4 separate regions of the Mus musculus genome follow, and regions 2, 3 and 4 are each linked to region 1. Evidence: chromatin loops called from intact Hi-C (ENCODE). Cell type or tissue: gastrocnemius. All regions are shown on one strand.

Region 1 (5,000 bases):
GTGTGTGTGTGTGTGTGCACATGCTTCAGTTCTCTGACCTATATCTCACTCTCCATTTGTTTATTAAATGGTTCCTTCAATAGACATTTCAGGCATTCCGTATATAATTGTGTATGTAACAGGCTTCCTGTCCAGAGTCTAATGACTGAGGGGAGACACAGGCATACAGATCATAGTATAAGACAATGTAGAGACGTGAAAGAGCAATGCACAGACTGTTAGCATATCATAAAGTAAGGCACTGGAGTCTGAGGATACTGAGGGGGCACTTCTCAGACGTACCCTCTGAGCTCCGTCTCCCTCTGTGCGGTTCCCATTGTGAACCAGGTCATTATGCTGGGGCAGTTAGGGAAGGCCACGTCTAGTTGTGTGTTTTGTTTTGTTTTGTTTTGTTTTGTTTTTTAATGCCACTTCAAAATTCAGCAGGTAGACTGAGGTTGTAGGTTGTTTGACAGGATGCTGGCTTAGTATGCACGAAACCCCGGGTTCGAACTCTGACACCACATAAAGCCACACATGATGGCATAATCCTGTAACCCCACAACTTGCAGGGTGGACAGAAGGATTAAGAGTTCAAGGCCATACTTGGCTATAGAGCAGGTTTGAGGCCAGTTGAGTGAGGAGATTATATCTCAGACCAAACCAAACCAAACCAAACCAAACCAAACCAAACCAAACCAAACCAAACCAAACCAAACCAAATGGGTGGAATCAGCTAGTTACTTGTTTATGATTCTGTAGTTTGTACTGTGCTTTGTCAGCGATGGATCATCTGTTCCATGCTGTCTGCTGGGGTAGCTCACCAAAGAGTCCAGGATCCAAGCAGGTCCCACTCTCATGGCTGGTACCTCAGCTGGTCCAGCTATAAAATGCAGGGGCACCCTGGGCCTCCTACCTTCCCTTTATCCTCCAGGATGCTCTGTCTGTATAAAGCCTCTTTGTTTAGACTTCTGCACCGTGGTGGCAGTCATCCAAGAAGATGAAAGTGGAGACTACCAGCCATCGGGAGGTCTGGGGCCAAGTGCAGTAGTGCCATTTGGGAACTTTCTACTGGCACAGCAGGTCACAAGAGCAGTATAGATTAAAGGAAATGAGACACAGCCTCCGTCTGTATGAGTTAACAGGACATAGTTGTATCTCATGTTCTGGATATTGCAACAGGAGACAAAGAATATGGTCAGATTTCTTTCTCAAAAGAGTTAACGTGTCACCACAAAGGAAGTCAGACACACACATTGAGCAGAGTCGGATCAATCCCTGAGCTCTGGAGCCTGCTTCGTTAGGAAGGGGCGTGTGCAACTTAAGGAGAATTCCTGGTTGCTCAATATTAACTTGCAGTGAGACAGGACCCACCTTTGGAATGCTGTGTCTCCCTCCTTGGAGAACTTGAACTCAGAGCACAAAAATAAACCAAAACCAAACAGAGGGATGTTTATGCAGCAAGGGATACAAGCTTCTCTCTGCCAGTTTTTAATAATGGCTAGTTAGTAATATGCATGTTTGTGTATGTGTATGTGTGTACGTGTATATATATATATGCATGCATCTGTGAATTCATGCATGCATGCATGTTTAAGTATCAGTGTTCATGTATGTATGCATGTGTATATGTATGTATAAGGATGTATGTATTTGTGCATATATGTATGTATACTTGTATGTATGTTTTCTTGATATTGGGTCTTACCCTATGCCAGACCCAAGCTTTCTTGGAACTCACTATATATGTAGCCTGGGCTAGCCCTTGACCTTGTTGTAGTCTGCCTTCAACCTCTCAGATACTAGGATTACACATGTGAGTCACCCTGCTCAGCTTGTTTAAGGAAGTGTGTGTGTGTGTGTGTGTGTGTGTGTGTGTGTTTCCAGGCTCTTTTCATCTGGTAGCAAAGTCGCAGCAGGGTGGCTAATTTTCTTGGAAGGCAGCTCGGCCAGCCATTATACCTCCACTCTAGAATCCATCTTCTTTTTACAGTAGCTGCTGTAAGATGTGATGTCTGAGCAGGCCTGATAGACCACTTTACAGTAAATAGCCTCCTGTCTTAACATCTGCGGGGAACAATCTCCAGCAACCTTCTTTCCTACCAAAGAGCAAGAGTGTTTTGTCTTACATTGGCTCGCACCGTGCTCTGAGCGCCTCCTTGTGGCCAGATACAGGCACTGCCTCTCTGGAAGCTCAGCCTTAGATTCCTCTCCCTGTGCACAGAGTGTTGGAGGCCTATACAAAAAAGAACAGTCTGTTTGCCAAAGGAATGTGTCTGTGCAACACATATATCTCAGCACGATGCTGCACGGAGAGGAAAACCTTGCGGCTGCCAGCTCACAAAGCTCACAGCTCAGCATCCCTCCCTTCCAGCACCAGCCGCTATGCCTACTCCAATCACAGTAAAAACATATATTTTTTTTCTTTTGGAAGGAGTAAAAGTATAAACCGGCAGAAAAAGCTCGTGGATCTAAGAGCTGATTTGCATTTGAGGGACAGATTTAAAAAAAATACTGTCACTGTAGACCTCAGGGTGTCAGAAACCCTGGAGAGAATTTTTTTAACATTGTTTAGTTTTTGAGAGGGACTCTCACGAAGTCTGGCCTCCAGCTATCTGTGCTGTCAAGGATGACCTGAATTCTGATCGTCCTTCCTTCACCTCCCAGCAGTGCTGGGGTCACAGGTGTGTGGCATCACACCTGGCTTATGAGGGACTGAAGATTGAGCCCAGGACGTCACGAGGGCTAGGCAAGCACTGTCAATGATGCCACATCCACAGATCTCAAATACAGTCCCATAAACTGGCTCCCAGGAGGAGGAATGTCTCCGAGTGCAGGACGTACACAAAGAGACTCTGAGGAAGGAGCAGACAGCATTTGCATCTTGTTTTTCAGTTTCACAGAGCCATTAACACCCCCTCCACCCCCAGCAACTGTGACTCATATGTTCGCGGCAGTACTATCCAGAATGTATTGTTAGGTTTAAAAACATGTAAAAAAATTTTTTCAAGTAATTCACTTCTATTTTATGTTACAAAAACATTAGCTTATGGTCCTCTGGTGGAGCCGGGGAACTGGCTATTTTCCTGGACAGCCACCTGGAAGACCCCTGCTCCATTCAACTTTGGGATATCTTGGAAACATATATGACACACATCTTTCTCTTTTTAAAATTATTTTATTGCAAAGGCTAAACAAGAAAAAGGGGAAATACATTGTAAAATCCAATTAGTGCAGCATTACTTTAAATCAAAGTCACATTTTCATTTAAGACTCTAGCGAGCCTTAGCTTAGCTGGGGACCCCCTGAGTGAACCACACAGAGCTGGGAATCGATGCAGAAAGCAAGAGGAGTTGATTGTTCCAGCACTTTGGGGCCGCCCTACACCCAAAGAAGAGATGGTGACCCTTCTCCCCCACCCTCCAAGCCTGTTTGGTGAGTCTTTCTACAGTTTTACAGAGCAGTAGCCATTAGGCACAATGTGATTGGCAGGAGAGTGTGAGTTTTAAATTGATTGGTCTCTGGGGAATGAGGAGGCACGATCTGTCCTGTGGAGTGTGTTTACCTGGTCTAGGCCTCCCCCACCTGCAGAACTGTTTCTGAGTGCTGGGTGCAGGACCCACAGCTTCACTTGTACTGAGAGCTTCAGCACTGCCCCACATCCCTAGCCTGAGAGAAGCCTCAGGCCTATGTTAAAGAGATGGCCAAACCCATGGCTGAACTTGAGCTGAGATCTATAATGGATCTGCAGGAGGCTGCCCAGACCTTTCTCCCTCCCAACGTGCTGAGTGTCCCTTTTGACAACAACTAGAAAAGAGTGAAGTCTTTCATGGTGTTTGCAAGTTTGCAGCTTTGACCAGAATTTCGTCCTTAGCTTCTGACATTACAGTGAGGCTGTGATGCTGACCTCAGGAGATTCTTAGGCACGGTCACATGGTACCCAAGAAGATGCTATGACGTCAGCAGTCATTGTCTCTATCCACTGACTCCAAAGGAGACCTGACAGCCTTCCTTCTCTGGTCCTCCTTTCCTGAGAGTCAATTTATTGCTGACAGTCAAATATTAAAAGTTGAGATGGAAGAAATAAAAGCCATTTCCTCACTTCAGAGAAACCAGCAAGTATCCACAGAAGATGGCAGGGTGAGAGAGGAAACAGAGAAAAGCAACTGCGGAGAGAGGTAAGGGGTCACTTCATGTTAGAGGCACAAAGGCCTGTAGAGGGGGCATTAAGGGAAACCACGAATGGTAAACCCACTGGGGCCTCTTCTCGAAGGAGGAGATAAATGGTGGTCTTCATGTCCAGAAGGCTGGCAGTGGATCTTCTGAACAACCTGGTGACCTTTCTGTTGTCTTTAGAGGCAGACCTCACCCAAACTCCCCTAATGGTTATTCCAGACTCTTCCCTCCCTGGACCCGATCTTAAAGTGAATGTTACAAGTACTCTGTGTTCTGATGACCTCTGTGCTATCCGTCAGAGACCGTACTAGATTCTAGGTCTCTTAGCTATAAAACCCACCCTCATGGCCACACATACTTCATAAAGGAGTTTCTATACAGTCACCCCTTCAGCTTTCTTGTGCCTCTGGAATCGGACTGATTGGACTGATTGTTGCCTAGCGACCGTCCCTCCCTCATTAGTCACTAAGAAAATCCCCTACAGTCTTACTTACAGCTCCATGTAATGGGGGCATTTTCTCACTTGACGTTCCTTCCTCTCCGATGACGCTAGCTTGTGTCAAGTTGACAGGAAATCAGCCAGCGCACCTGGGAACTGACCAAGTCAGTCTGGTTTTGTTTCTGCCCTTCTCTTAAATGTTCAGTCTCTTTGCCACCTTTCCTGTCCCCGAACTCGAGCCAAGGCGTCTCATGCTGCCCCTGAATCAGCACAGTTGCCCCTCATCCTGTGACAGCCAAGCCAGCTGCTCTGCCAGCTCTGGGGACACCAATGGGTAGGGGCAACCTTAGGTTCCTCTGCCTGTGTGCAGTGGTGAGTCCTAGTGAAAAGACACTAGTGGGTGCTT
Region 2 (5,000 bases), 200 kb before region 1:
GTGGAAGGAAAAGGTGGGACTGCTGGGTCCCCACAGGCAAGGGGCAGATGCAGGAGAAAGAAGAGGTAGTTTGTCATGCTTAAGAGAGGAAAAACACAAAAGCTACATGCAACATTATCTGTGTGGCTCATCAAAGGAAAAAGACAATAGACAAATAGGAGCCACCAATGGCTGACACTAACGGGCCACTTTGGATATTTCCTGGAGATCTGACATGGTTAGAGTCCATATGTAGCTGTAATGGCTAACGTCTTTTCGACACACTTGGGAAGAGGGGACGGCAAGTGGAGAATCCCTCCCTTCAGATCGGCCTTCGGTGGTATCTGTGGGGCATTGTCTTGATTGATGACTGACATGGGAAGGCTTAACCAGGGGTTGAGTTGTGCCACCCCTTGGCAGGTGGTTCCTGGTTCTATCAGAAAGCAGGCTGTACAAGCCATGAGGAACAAGTCAGTGAGCAGCACTCCTCTGTAACTTCTCTTCAGTCCCTGCCTTCGTGTTCCTGCCCTGAGTTCCCTGGAACTCTGGTGACCCGAGAGAGGTATGATTAAATTAACCCTTTCCTCCTTTAAGTTGCCTTCAGGCAGTGTCTTATCACAGCAACATGGAAGCAAACTAGGACAATATTGCAATATTGCACTAAACTAAAGACAGCTAAACATAACTGCTCTTCTTACCCAAATCTTCAAACTGGAAGGGGGCAACCAGCTTTCTCCCGTGCAAGCCCTCGTGCTGGATAATGCAGTGCACGGTTGAGTTTTTGCCGTATGCGCGGGCGATGAGCATGCTGCTGGTGTTACATATTTTCCCATCAGCTTCAAATTCATGGTTGAGTTCACCTACACAGCAATTTCAAGAGACAGGAAAGGTTATGGCTATGGAACTCTGTTGGACCATTCTGCACGCAGAACCGCAGTCTCACACTCAAGTCAGCTGCCTTGGGTGGGTTGGGCGTGGCCACAAGGACAAGCAGCAGTGGATCAAGGAGCCTGGGCAGATTTCTACAAACACTTTGCTATGGTGGGGGAATGATCCAAGCTTGCAGTGGTTGCACAGGAAGGGTAACATTGTCACAAAACACAAAGCCCCACGAGCCTATGAAGGTTACATTAATGTATGAAGGAGTTTCATAATGAAGTAGGTTTCTGCCAGACTGGAAGACAGATCTGAGCCTTAAGGCTTTTCTGCTTACCACTCTGTTTCATGCCCAGTCTTCTTGGCAGTGCACAGCCCCTCAGAGCATTAAAGGGCAGAGATAATTTGTACAGCTAGCAAAGGCAACATGTACTGAAACGGCAGCAAACACTGTGGAAATGCTTCCCTCCAAATCACAATTAGTTTTCTGTTGCCAGCAAAGATACTTATTTTTATAGTATGAAAAACATTTTTAATGCGGGGTTCAGGAAGTAGTTCAAACTGGCCTGGGACTCATGATGTAGCTCAGCCTGGCCTCAAACACACGACCCTCTTGCCCCACCCCACCTTCCAGACATTGGGACTGCATGTATAACCCACCACGCATGCGTCTCAGAACGTCTTCATCTGTCTCTGTGTGTTCAATAGTGTCACATATATAAGGAAGGCTTTGTGTGTTTAATTACGGACACTTCCTGACTTAGGCCTCAACTAGGACTTCTTACCCGTAAAATGTATAAAGGCACACACGTGCCCACTCGTAGGCACAGGCAATGGTTCTTTGTTCTAACTGCCTTCAGCACAGAATTGGATACAATGCATGCATTGCTGGAAAACGTGCTGTGGAATATGCTGTGTAACAGAAGATGTTGCTGCTGGAGGGATAACAATGTAAGTGTTCAACGTGTGTCGGAGGTTGATTAAGTTGTTTGGTGAATTGGAGCATTAAGAAAATTTTCATGAAAAATACTTCAGTTTATTGTAGTTTCTTGGGATACCGCCACCTGGTAAGCAGACTACCTCTTGCACACATTCAATGTTACACATGTTTCTAATTTTATAACTTTGTTTCCAAGTTTATGCTCAGCATTACACTTACTTCAGGGAATTTTGTCAGTTTTTTTAAAAAAGTATTACAAATAACTCATTTTATATTTCTATCTTAATTTTTAAAAGTGTGATTTGAGATAGCCTTTTAAAAATTATTAGATATTTTCTTCATTTACATTTCAAATGCTAGCCCAAAAGTCCCCTATACCCTCTCCCCACCCTGCTCCCCAATCTACCCACTCCTGCTTCCTGGCCCTGGCATTTCCCTGTACTGGGGCATATGATCTTCGTAAGACCAAGGGCTTCTATTCCTATTGATGGCTGACTAGGCCATCCTCTGCTACATATGCAACTAGAGACACAGCTCTGGGGGCGGGGGGGATACTGGTTAGTTTGTATTGTTGATCCTCCTATAGGGTTGCAGACCCCTTTAGCTCCTTGGGTACTTTCTCTAGTTCCTTTATTAGGGGCCCTGTGTTCCATCCAATAGATGACTGTAAACATCCACTTCTGTATTTGCCAGGCACTGGCATAGCCTCTCAAGAGACAGCTATATCAGTGAGGTAACCCAATCACAAAAGAACACACATGATATGCACTCACTGATAAGAGATATTAACCCAAAAACTTAGACTATCCAAGATAAAATTTGCAAAACACATGAAACTCAAGAAGAAGGAAGACAAAAGTGTGGATACTTCTTTCCTTCTTAGAATGGGGAACAAAATACTCATGGAGGGAGTTACAGAGACAAAGTTTGGAGCTGAGACGGAAGAAAGGACCATCCAGAGACTACCCCACCTGGGGATCCATCCCATATCCAACTACCAAACCCAGACACTATTGCATATGCCAGCAAGATTTAGCTGACAGGACCCTGATATAGCTATCTCTTGAGAGATAGCCTTTTAACATTAGATGAAATATTAGTTATTATAATGCTAATTTCTCTGGAGCAGAACTGATAGAATGATGTCTTTAGACAGTGTGTGCCACCAGAGGGCACCATAATACTTTAAAAAGCTCTTGGAGGACAGAAGGAAAGGAAACAAAGAACCTTCTTTCTGTGCACTTACCATAGATCTCCAGACCTTCCCCCAGCAGCCAGGTGATTTGTGGCGGGGGCTTGCTTCTCTCTGTGGAACATTTCAGCACAACCGATTTCTCTCCATTCTGCCTTCTGAGAACCAAAGCTTCCACGGTTGGCTGGAAAGGAGTCACTAGAAGAAAATGAATTTTTCTGTGCTAAACTAGTTGTAGGTGTGCATGTGTGCACAGACATGTAGATACCAGATATAGGTTTCAGGCATACTCTTTGCCTGCTATCTATCATTGGATCTGGAGTTCATGGATCCAGCTAGGCTGGCTGGCTAATGAGCCATAGGGACATACATGCCCCTATATCAGTGATGGAGCTAAAGATGCCTGTGCCCAGCCTTAATGTGGGCATCCTAACTCAGTTTGTCAGGCCTGCGTGATAATCACTTTCCTGAATGAGGCAGCTTCCTGTCCACCTGGCCTGTGTATGTTGAGAAAAGAACATCACCTATAAATCTTAGGGATTGCTATAAGATAATTCTTTAATTACAGGTCATATTTCTTGCTTAATTTTTCCCAGAATCCATTTGTGTTGTTCTTTCAAAGAACCAAGTTGGCTAAAGTCAGGATGTGTGTTACTGAATATGGGATGAGTTCCTTAGAATTTCCAAAGAGACTTTGTTAGAACAGCAGTCTGGATGTGATGTCGCATTATGTTTGGCTGCTAGCACATTAGGGAGAGACCTGACTTTTAGTCTCGCCTCTGTCACCAGCTGGAGAAACTTAGACAAATCCTCCGACTTCTTGGTACATCGGCTGTAACACAAAAGGTTGGCTTTTCAGCTCTAAACTTTTGTAAGTTTATGCAAATAAGGGCAAAGTGCATATCTTAGGCCCTTCCTCACACCCAAAGAACATTTCTATTCTCAAGGACCCTCTGGCCATTTCTCTTTGTACTTCCTCCCCAGAAATCATTTTCAGCTGGGCATACTTCCTTTTTCCAATTCTACTTTTGTTTTCATGGAGAACCGCACTTGTGGGCATTTACTGGATCCATGCAGACACAGGGGAAGAACTGGCTGAGCTAGGCAGGCTCAGGATTACTTGTTGACACCACAGAGATGGGAAAGAGAGACCTCTCAAGGAGCGGAATAGTCTGGCTTTGGGTTTAGATCCTATGCTTTTAGTTAGAACGGCAGTTCTCAACCTATGGGTCACGACCCGTTTAGGGGTTGAACAACCCTTTCTCAGAGGTCAGTTGTCTAAGACCGTCAGAAAACACAGATATACACACGATGTTTCATAACAGCAAAGTTACAGTTATGAAGTAGCAACGAAAATAATTTAGTGGTTGGGGGTCATCACAATGTGAGGAACTGTATTAAAGCCTTAGGGATGGATGCTGAGCACTGCTGGGTTAGAGGAGCCTGCAGTGGGACTCAGAGCGATGGCTCAGGGTAGAACATGTGTTCACCATGCCCAAAGCTCTGGGTTCAATCCTTAGTAACATCACAAGAAAGGCAGAAATGATCCTGTGCCTAGCGTTATGATAGGGGAGCGTGTACGGCGTTACAGCAGCCCAGAAGCTGTCTTAACCAGGATGGCTAGGCATGTTGCCCAGTGGTAGAAATAAGCAGCTGGCAAACTCCTTAAGGGCAGAGAGCATGCCTGTGTCTTTGATTCTCTAGAGTCTCATATGGTGACTGGCACATAATCACAACCTATAAAACACGAATATTACTTCTGTTTAGTTTCCTGAAAACAAACAAAACCTAGTTGGTGCCCCAGGCAAGTGTATTAATTTACTTTTGAATCTAGAGCTTCACACACACACACACACACACACACACACACACACGCACGCACTCAGGTCTCTTTAATTTTCTTTCAATAAAAGATGGCAGACATGCCCTCAGACGCTCCTGTTACAGGTAAAACTTTTTACATTAAAATACCAAGTTTAAAAATGGTACTTCGTGGAGTTGGGAGGGGTGGCT
Region 3 (5,000 bases), 150 kb before region 1:
AGACAGTCAACCTCTGAGTCTTCTTTAAGATAAAAAAAGATTAGCAAGGACTAAAAGATTCGTCCTTCTGAGAGCCACGTGATTGACTGAGAAGCCATGCTGACTACATCCAAAGAGGGATGCTAAAACTTAGACCCATTTGTCTATAGTAGGATTCACTATATATATTATTAGTATATTCACTCACATCTTCCATTGTAGAGTCCACAGCCTCTCAAAGGGACCAGGAGAGATCTCTTCTTACATCTGCCTGCCCTCTCTCCCTTGCTGGACTCAAAGCTCCTTTCTTATAAGTGTATTCAGTGTGTGTGTGTGTGTGCGTGTGTGTGTGTGTGTGTGTGTGTGTGTGTGTGTGTGTGTGTGTGTGTGTGTGTGTGTATGCACAGGGAGGCCAGAAGACAACCCACAAGATTCCGTTCTCTCCTTCTAACCCGTGGGTTCCAGGAATTGAACTCAGGTTGTCAGGCTTGACAGCAAGTGACATCACCCACCGAGTTACCTCATTGGCCCTTAAAACTTCTTAAGTGCAAAATTTTAAAAATTTTGCCCACCCAGTGGTACCTTGCATGCTTTAACTACGATCTCCGTGGGTTTTGCCTGGGGGCTACAGGGAAGCATTACCTCATGGTTAGCAAACCGGATATCCCGAGAGAATATGGTGGCCACCCAGTCGCATCCTAGCTTGACGTCAATGTTCTGGGCAAGCTTCTCTAGGGTGGGTAGGTGGCTGGCTTGGAAGTGGTAGGCCAGCGTCACATGCAGCTGCTTCTTATGAGGCTCCACGTGCACTTCTGAAAAGAGGGGGATAGAAAGAGGAAATCACAACCATGGAGGAGAAGAAAGGGCCCAGAAAGGTGTCCTGTTCCCCAAATAACAAAGAAGCCAGTCCCTCAGAGAGGTAGCAGCGGAATTAAAGGGGTGAATCCCAGGCCCCAATCAACCCACTGTTCCAGAGATAGAAAGCCCCACGACAGATGGCTTTTCAGCAGGAGCTGAGGATGGGTTCCGGGTTAATCTTTTTGGCTCACTCCTCCTGACAAGTCCAGGGACTCATCACCAGCCCCTCCATTCAGAAGAAGCAAAGGAGATCTAAAAGGCCAATGTGATTGATGTGGAAATACAGTGCGGGTTTTGTGACTGAGGGACTGCTGGAGCGGTTGTCTTCATCTGGGATAGGAATTCCTAGATTCTGGGAGCGTGGTGAAAAAGAGGGGCCTGGGGAACATCTCACAGTATGAAGTAGGCTTTCCTAACAACATGTATGTGAATAGTTACTTGTAGGGAGCTAGCTGTCCTGGATACCACAGAATATTCAGTAACACCCCCCCTCCAGCCTTTATCCCCTGGATGGCAGCAGCACCCCAAGTCATAACCCCCAAATCATGCCTCATATTAGCAAATGTCCCCCCAGGGTGACACTGCTCCGGGTTGTGGCCCACTCATTTGAAGGGTGCATACCATTATTCTAAAACACTAAAAATAAAGCGGAGCAAACCTAGCAACATGAGGGGTGAGCTCTAATCCCCCTTTGTACGCTTCATGAGAAAGACCTTTCTGCTTCCCAGGAGAGAACCAAGAAGAAATTAAGGGAGTCAGTCAAGTCTCAGAGAATAGCAGGTCAGATAGAGCAGAAAACTGGTATTCTGGGATTTAGTCCCTTTCCAATTACACTGCAGGGTGTTTTTGTAGGGTGAGTCCATGCAATGGGTGCTTGTGGCCGTTTCCACTATCTATACTCTGGGTCTTCAGTACTTGCTGATGAAATGAACGCACATGGGTGAGCCTTCTCGAGCCACCCAGAAAGAAGAACAACACCAAATATACTTGCAGAAGGAATCTGGGTGAACCAGTAATTCTAGACTACACAGGCTTGAGTTCTAGGGCAAAGACATAATGACCTACTTTCCCCAAAGCTAGACCAGATACAAGTCAGGGTTCTGCAGTTCTATAGATAACCACCAGGGGGCACCACAGGGACAGAGCCCTGAAACCACCAAGTTCTTAGTGACAGGAGATTCTTGGAGAGGGACTGGCAGTCTCCCATTCCCACATGGGAAACCGATTCCTTGACTGTCTCTCATTCCGTCCACACTGTCTTTATTTTTAGATTGATTGCCAGGAAAACCCCCAGAAAACTGAAAAGTTAAAAAAAACCCAAACAAACAAAAAACCAAAAAAACCACACAAACAGAAGAAAACAAACAAACAAATCAAAACACACTAAGAGGCAAAGTGGACTAGGTAGCCTATCTGATGTACATTTTTGGTTGCTTGTCTTCCATTGTCTTTCAGTTACTTTGTAGGTCAATGGACTTGATGATAATGGTAGCAATTTCTTGTTTATGAAAATGCAAATTATCCCCTGGAAATACAGCTGACAGTTGCTTTAGGGTAATAACCAGTTTTATATTTATTAAAGAATTTATTCAAAATTTTATGATCTACATAAAAAAAAAAAAAAGAAACTGCCACAGCTCTGCTTTCCTGATTTGTAAAGGATATGGGGCTTTACTTGTTTTTTGTAGTGATTTAGTGGACTGACAATATTTAGTGGGACTTAAAAAAAAATTCTTCAAGGGCAATGTATATGAAGAGAGGCGATTTTCCCTTTGTTATTCTATCTCTCTGAAATGTTTCCTTTCTCTGTTAATTTACTAAACCCATGGCTGGTCCTGGCAGAAAGGGGGGGAAATTCAATCTAAGAAGACCTCCTCCCCAAACCACAGGGAGTCTCTTCAGGACCTAGAGTTCTTTCGAGAGCTGCAGTCATTTGGGCTAAGCTCCTTGTGGGAGCTTCTCTGAAGGAATACCACACGCAATACAAACATCAGCCAAGACTGACACCCTGTAAGATAACCACTGACAAAGGAAACAAAGGAGTAGATTGTATGGCTTGGATCAGGTCTTCCAGTCTTTGGCCAGCCCTAAGTGTATGGCTGGAGGGCTGTGAGTATCCCCCAGTTTTTCATTCAGGACTTGGATTCAGGGGTTAGGGATTTAGCTCCCCTGCACTGGGAGAGCAAACACGAAACCCTCGATTCTATCCACAGAAACATGGGAAGCCAGATGTGGTGGTACACAGCTGGAATCCAGGAGCCGGTCACAGGAAGATGAAAAGTTCATGGCCCAGACTTAGCTACAAAATAACTTTGAGACCAGCTTGGGCTACATGAGACCTTATTTCAACATCAACTGTACAACAAAATAACCTACCGACCCAACACTCTTCAACTTGGTGAATATTGTCATGATTCACTATACAGTGGCTTCACTCCACTACATCCACTGCTACGCAAGCAATGAATGGTCAGATCCAGATAAAAGCATGCATGAGTGGGGAGCTCAGAGGATGAAGGGTGCTCTCTTAGATCTGCACCGACGGAGATGGAGACTACAAAGGGCTGCCTCTACAGTTCAGTGTGAACAGGTAAGTCCCTGGGAGTCAAGGAACAAGGCATGGGCAGCTCTTCAGCAGGTCAGCAGGACACAAAGAGGTATCACATTTTCACAAGGGATGCAGGGGGCGGGGTGTTCTTTGCTAGAAGGGTCCATTTCTGCACGATCCTCTACCTCCTGTCTCCAGCCCTCTCCTCTGCAGAGGGTACCATCTGATCTTAAAAGTCCTCCCCCGACCCCCGGATGTTATAATGTTGAAGGCTTGGCTACCAGTCTGTGGTACCACAGAGAAGAGGTGGGATCTCTAAGAGGTGGAGCCTACGGGGATGAATTTGGGATGTGCCTTTGAAGGGGACCTTGGGACCCAAGCCCCTTATGCTCACTCCTCCTGCTTTCCGGCCCCCTTGAGGTGAGCAGGTTTGTTCTGTATACTCCTGCCAGGATGCTTTGCCTTACCACAGGTCGACAGGCTAAGGATCCGACCACCGTTGGCTAAAAACTGTGGAATTATGAACCAAAATAAATTCACTCCTTTTTGTAGGCTGAGTGTCCCATCACTGTCTCCCAATTCCTGTCCTTTCGACTTCTGATATTGAGATTCAGGACCGGGCTGACAGCCGTGGGTGTTTACCTGTTTTGGATGCAGCCTCTGCAGCAAAGTCAGCCGCGAACTTCTTGAGGACTTCAGCGCTGTCTTCCTTCACGAAGAGCCCGATGAAGTTGGAGGAGGTGTACAGCTCCAGGGGCAGTGGGGCTGAGAACTTACATTTCCATCGACTGACAGTAGTCTGCAGGGCTTCCCCCAGAGCATCCACCTTGCTGTCCTCGCACTGGGGATGGAAAACAGACAGGCGTCATTATAGTGGGGGGGGGGGGCGGGGAAAAGCCTGCAGCCCCTCGGCACTCAGCCTGCCCCCAGAGAGCAGAGGCTGATGATGCAATTACTTAACCAGCATTCCTGTCCATGAAGAAGGGAAGAGCTTTGGGATCTCAATTATCCAGACACTGATTACCCATCCATCCATCCATCCATCCATCCATCCATCCATCCATCCATCCATTCATCCAGTGGGCAAATGAAACTAAGAAATGCATCATGACACCTCTTGCCCTCCTCTTGCTCTGTTGTGATCCTGGGAACCTTGCCAGAATGCTACCCGATTTGTTAAGCAGAAAACAAAACCCAGGGCTAGAGGTCCAGTTGTTGGTTAAGGGAAACACAGTTTCAGAGTAAATATTACGGTATGGTAACAACAGCTAGAAGCCACACAATGTATTCTTGAAAATTGCTAAAAGGGTGGATTTTAGATCTGGGAACAGGGTGCAGGGTTGGAGCCCTTTCTTAGCATGTGAGAGGCCTTGTGCTCAATTCACAGCCTCAAGGGCAAGCAAGAAGATGAGGGTAGTAGGTGGTCAAGGAATTACCACAAGCCAACAAAGACGATAGGCAGTGTATATAGGAACTGGCTCAGTCAACATCCTATAATGCTTACATAAATCAACAGTCACACCAGATACCAAAATCTGTCAATTATGTAAGTTCCTGGAGCTGGGGAGATAGATGGCTCTCAGAGGCTAAGAACACTAGCTGTTTGTGGATGGCT
Region 4 (5,000 bases), 360 kb before region 1:
TTGGAACTGTGAAGGTTAACTTTAACTGTCAGTCTGACAATGTAGCATTGCCTGGGAAGAGAGTCTCGAGGATAGATTATATACATTGGGTTGGTCTGTAGGCATGTCTGTGAGGACTGTTGTAATTAAGTTAATTGATGTCAGAAGACCCAGCCCACAGTGAGCGGCATCATTCCTTTGGCAGGAGGTCCTGAACTATCACAAGAATGGAGAGCAGAGCATAGACAAACAGACAAGAAAGACACACGCACTCATCCCTGCTCCACTCTTGACTAGAGACGTGCTGTGACCAACTGTGCTCCTAGTCCTGTGACTTCCTCCAAAGTGATGAACCTAGAATTGTGAGCTAAAATCAACCTTTTGTTCCCTAAGTTGCTTTCTGTCCATTTTTTGTTTTGTGTTTTAATCACAGCAACAGAAATGAAACTAGATGAGTAAATCGGTTCATTAAAGTACAGGGATGTGTGAGAACTGTGTGCTGACTCCCGACTTGATATGCTAACAGTTCTGTGGTGTGAAGGCTATGTGATTCTTGATATTTTGGGAGGAAGGGAATATTGAGCAGGGTCTCATGTAGCCCAGAATGGCTTCCAACTGGCTCTATAGCTAAGGATGGCTTGACTTTCAATCAATCTGTTTACTCTTTTTAACTGGAATACTATAGTAAGAAAGAGCTATTTTCTCTTCTTTGTTTATTTTTTATTCATTTAAAATGTTTTCACTGTTTCCCGGACATGGTGGCTCAGACCTTTAATCCCATCATCTCGTCACTTGGGAAACTGAGGCAGGAGGACTTTTTCAAGTTTGAGGCCAGCCTGGGCTACTAAAAAGGTGGGAGGCAGGTATGAAGACTCTGGATGTTAGGCGCTTGATGCTTGGGTCTTACTGTTTCTTGTTTCTTTGGGCAGCTTCGGGAGTTATCCGCATGTGTACAAATACACAGGTGTCTGTCTGTGACTCTAATCCATCATCTGTCTAATAAGAGCCATGACTTTATACTGCTGGCTCTAATTCCAGCCCAACACACGAATAGTTCATTCTCATCCCCTTAAGAGAAAACCTCAAACTTCACATCTCTGTTTCCAACAGTAAAAGCCTTGCTGCTTCTTATTCATACTGGATTGACTTTTTGTTGAACCTTACATGTGTAGTTTCACAATATCTAACTTATATCCTGCAACAACCAGATTTCCCACCTATAAACATAATTGTGTTCACTTTACTCTTAGAAATACTGTTATTTATTCATGTGTTTTATGTGTATGAGTGCTCTGTCTTCATGCACACTAGAAGAGAAGATCAGAGCCCATTAGAGATGGTCGTGAGGCGCTAAATGTTTGCTGGGAATTGAACTCAGGACCTCTGGAAGAGCAGTCAAGTTCAAGTGCTCTTAACCACTGAACCATCTCTCCAGCCCCTAGAATATACTGTTAAATAACTCTTGTCACTTATGGTAATTCTCCTTTCCCCATCGTATTTTACTGTAGTTCTGTTGTTAGTTTGTAATAAAATCATTGCATGTTTTTACGGTTTCTGAGCATGTGTAAGTGTGTGATGTGTGAGCATGTTCTCCTGTGCATGGGACCACATGTGTGTGTGTGAGTGTGTGGATGTGTTTGTGGAGGCCAGAAGCTGACCTTGGATATCTCCCTTGAGTGTTCTCCATCTTACATATTGAGGCAGGGCCTCTCACTTGAAGCTAAAACTTGTCAGTTTGGTTAGTCTGGCCAGCCAGCTTGCCTCAGGAATTCTGTATCCACTCCCTACAGGCTAGGATCACTTGCCATGGACTCGGGTGCTGGAGATTTGAACTCCAGACAAGTGTTTTGTCAGCTGAGCATCTCTATAGCCTCGACTAACAATATTTATTTATTTATTTATTTATTTATTTATTTATTTGGGTAGGTTTGTCAAAAGCCAGCTTACAGGAGTTGGTTCTGTCACTGTCACTCCATCTGGGGATTGAACTCTGATTGTCAGGTTTGGCAGCAAGAACTTTTTATCCACTAAGCCATTTTGTAGGCCCTGGAAATAGAATGTTAAAAACATGTAGTGTGGGAGGTGGGTCTGGCAGTTCACATCTGTAATTCTAGTGCTTTGGCAGCATCATCAGAAGGATCACAGTGATAGCCCTAGTGAGTTCTTCCAGCCTGGAAAGTGCTACATAAGGGAGACCCTGACTCAAAACCCAAAACCCAAAACCCAAAAATATTGGTCAAAATACCATTAAGCAGGAGAGGCTACAAAGCATGCCCTTAGCTGAAGAGCTATTTGTAGGTGTTCATAAGGAGGGAGGGTCAGTTTTCTTCAGGGAAATGGCTCCTGTTAGGCTACCCAGGTTCCAGTGGATAGCCCTATATCGGTGCACAAACAGGCAGCATTCATTAGACATAGAAGGTTAAAAACTGGACATGAAACTGGGTGGTATGGGGGGGGCAGTCAGGAAGGAGTTGGAGAGGGGAGGGGGATTGATATGTTCAAAGTCTATCGTATATGAGCATGAAATTCTCAAAGAATCGATAAACTAGAGAGAGAGAGAGAGAGAGTGAGAGAGAGAGAGAGACTACCATGCATACTCAACTGTTTCTATTTGTCCAAGTATCAGAATCTTTGAAGAAATAACCAATAACCTCAGGCTAACTGTGCCGGAGCTGGTAGGGTAGGGTGGGACCCTCATCTCTCAACACCCTTCCCCCTTAACATAAGCTGTCTTCTCCATCACCGATTTCTTTAGAGAGCTACAAAAATATTTGCACACATTCTTGCAAGTCCTGAACGTCAGTCTAGCCAACTTCTCTGAACGCCCCTCTGCGTTGACTCCGGGCCACATGAGATCGTTTGCCGCCTTTGGGTCTGGGGTAGGGTGTGTAGAGGGATGGGGTTTTCTATGCCAACTGTGAACCACAGCTCTATCAAACCCATTTGTCTCTTTTGTTTCCGCTTGCTGGACGAGGCCACCAGGTGGCGCTCCAGAGTCTACTGATGCCTCACTTGAAAATTCAGCTGCATTAGGTTGACTTTTAAGAAGCCATTATACCCGAGAAGAGAGAACAGGAAACATTTGTTTAGGTCATCAAGTGGCGAAATCACAACGGAAGCATTTAGCCTCTGACCTCTGTTTGGAAACCTTGGGGCATTTCTGTTTTCCTTTCCGTAAATTCCCTTCACAGGAACCTAACTGGCCAGATGATCCTGAATTTCTGATTCTCCTGATTCCACCTCCCAAGTGCTGGGATTTCATATGTGCCATCATGTCTGGCTGCAAGATGAATTTTGCAGGTGTAATTAAGGTTATAACTCAGTAGCTCTCAAGACAGAGAAGTTATCTAAATAAGCCTAGTCAAATTTTATGAGCCATGTAAGAGCTGAGCATTTTCTTCAGCTGGTGGCAGAGGAGGAAGGAGCAAGACTTGATGCCTTGTGCTAACTTCTCAGTAAAGGACCTGGGAGGGCCCTGAGGATGCTAAGAGCAGACTTGAGCTAACTGCCAGCAGGAAAGCAGGGAACCTAGTCTCCAGCAAACGTAAGAAACAGTTCTTAAACAATCAGAATGGACGTGGATGCAAGATCTTTCTCAGAGCCTCTAGATGAGAATCCAGAACACGCAACAACTCTGAGACCCTAAACACAGAGTCCACTGAGCCTGTGTGGCCTTCCTATTTATGGAACAGTGAGATAAGAAACGATTATAAGCCAAATGGTTGCACATGCCTATAAATCCTAGGACTCAAGGCAGGAGGATCGCCATGAGTTTGAGGCCAGCCTATGACATATAGTGGGTTGAAAGCCTGATTGGGATCCTGCCTCAAAGATAGAGAAAAGATGGAGAGACGGCAAATGCCACCATGCCTGGTTGAGAAGTGTTATTTTTCTCTCTCTCTCTTTCTTTCTTTCTTTCTTTCTTTCTTTCTTTCTTTCTTTCTTTCTTTCTAAAAGATTTATTTATTATCTGCAAATACACTGTAGCTGTCTTCAGACACACCAGAAGAGGGCGTTTATGGATGGTTGTGAGCCACCATGTGGTTGCTGAGATTTGAACTCAGGACCCTTGGAAGAGCAGTCAGTGCTCTTACCTGCTGAGCCATCTCTCCAGCCCCCGAGAAGTGTTCTTTCCTTTGGGTTTTCTGATACAGGGTCAGTGCTGGTTTGTTTTTTTGTCAACTTGACACAAGTGAAGTTCATCTGGGAAAAAGGACACAGTTAAGAAAATGCCCCATCAGATTAGCTTGTAGGTAAGTACGTGAGGGCATTTTCTTGATTAATGGTTGATGTGGGAGGGCCACTCTGGGCAGATAGTTCTGGAATATACACATGTATACAATATATACATACACATGGCAGGCTGAAATAGTCATGGAGAGCAAGCCAGGAAGCAGCACTCTTCTTTGGTCTATGTTTCAGTTCCTGCCTCCAGGTTCCTGCCCTGCTTGAGTTCCTGCTCTGATGTGGGGCAGTGATGGACTGTGTAAATCTAGCAAACCCTTTGCTCCCCAACTTGCTTCTAGTCATGGAGTTTAGCACAACAACAGAAACCAAAATAAAACAGTCTCATGGCCCTGAACTGGATTTGTAGTTGAAAATGATCTTAAAACTCAGATCCTCCTGCCTCAGCTTCTGTAATGCTTTTGTTTGGTTGATTGGGTTTTGTTGTTGTTGTTGTTTTATTATATATATATATTTTTGAGGCAGTATTTCTTTGTGTAGCCCTGGTTGTCCCAGAACGAGTTCTGTCAACCAGACTGGCTTTGAACTCACAGGCTTCTGCCTCCTGAGTGCTGGGATTAAAGGTGTGTGACACCACCGACCAGCTTGAAAAGGACATTTTATAAAATGGGAGAAAACACTTTATTTGCAATAGTTGTTAGGTAATGGTAGTATAATACGATACCCTTAAAAAGGAAAAGATATACATACATAGATATGGAAGATTGGTCAGCATTGTCAACAATACTACACACATATATAATTTTATTTTTATTTTTATGTGTACAGGTGTCTTG

Evidence for each region. A loop is a pair of places that touch in the nucleus more often than their neighbours do. Peaks named below come from ENCODE experiments on the same cell type or tissue, not always from the same donor. Only the 100,000 strongest peaks of a DNase experiment are listed, where the experiment ranks them.
Region 2: it touches region 1 in a loop (13-fold over the local background); 34 of 42 quality-filtered maps call a loop at or near these places.
Region 3: it touches region 1 in a loop (9-fold over the local background); 37 of 42 quality-filtered maps call a loop at or near these places.
Region 4: a loop joins it to region 1, with 19 times the contacts of the local background. A loop is called at or near these places in 32 of 42 quality-filtered maps.

Annotation. Positions count from the first base shown.
Region 1 is chr9:41,189,142-41,194,141 of GRCm38, forward strand. No RefSeq gene overlaps it. Among named protein-coding and RNA genes, the nearest start is that of 1700063D05Rik, 15 kb to the right of the region's middle. In gastrocnemius, no CTCF peak of the experiment used is centred here; a DNase peak (open chromatin) is centred at 2,142.
Region 2 is chr9:40,987,104-40,992,103 of GRCm38, forward strand. Crtam (cytotoxic and regulatory T cell molecule) reads right to left here. Exons shown (of 10, transcript NM_001281954.1): 4 at 3,042-3,185; 5 at 678-839. Among named protein-coding and RNA genes, the nearest start is that of Crtam, 15 kb to the right of the region's middle. In gastrocnemius, a CTCF peak has its summit at 2,952 (motif pointing right); DNase peaks (open chromatin) are centred at 2,984 and 4,603.
Region 3 is chr9:41,042,854-41,047,853 of GRCm38, forward strand. Ubash3b (ubiquitin associated and SH3 domain containing, B) reads right to left here. Exons shown (of 14, transcript NM_176860.6): 4 at 4,028-4,226; 5 at 622-791. Among named protein-coding and RNA genes, the nearest start is that of Crtam, 41 kb to the left of the region's middle. In gastrocnemius, a CTCF peak has its summit at 1,953 (motif pointing right); DNase peaks (open chromatin) are centred at 722, 979 and 1,963.
Region 4 is chr9:40,831,832-40,836,831 of GRCm38, forward strand. No RefSeq gene overlaps it. Among named protein-coding and RNA genes, the nearest start is that of Snord14e, 30 kb to the left of the region's middle. In gastrocnemius, a CTCF peak has its summit at 2,955 (motif pointing right); a DNase peak (open chromatin) is centred at 2,960.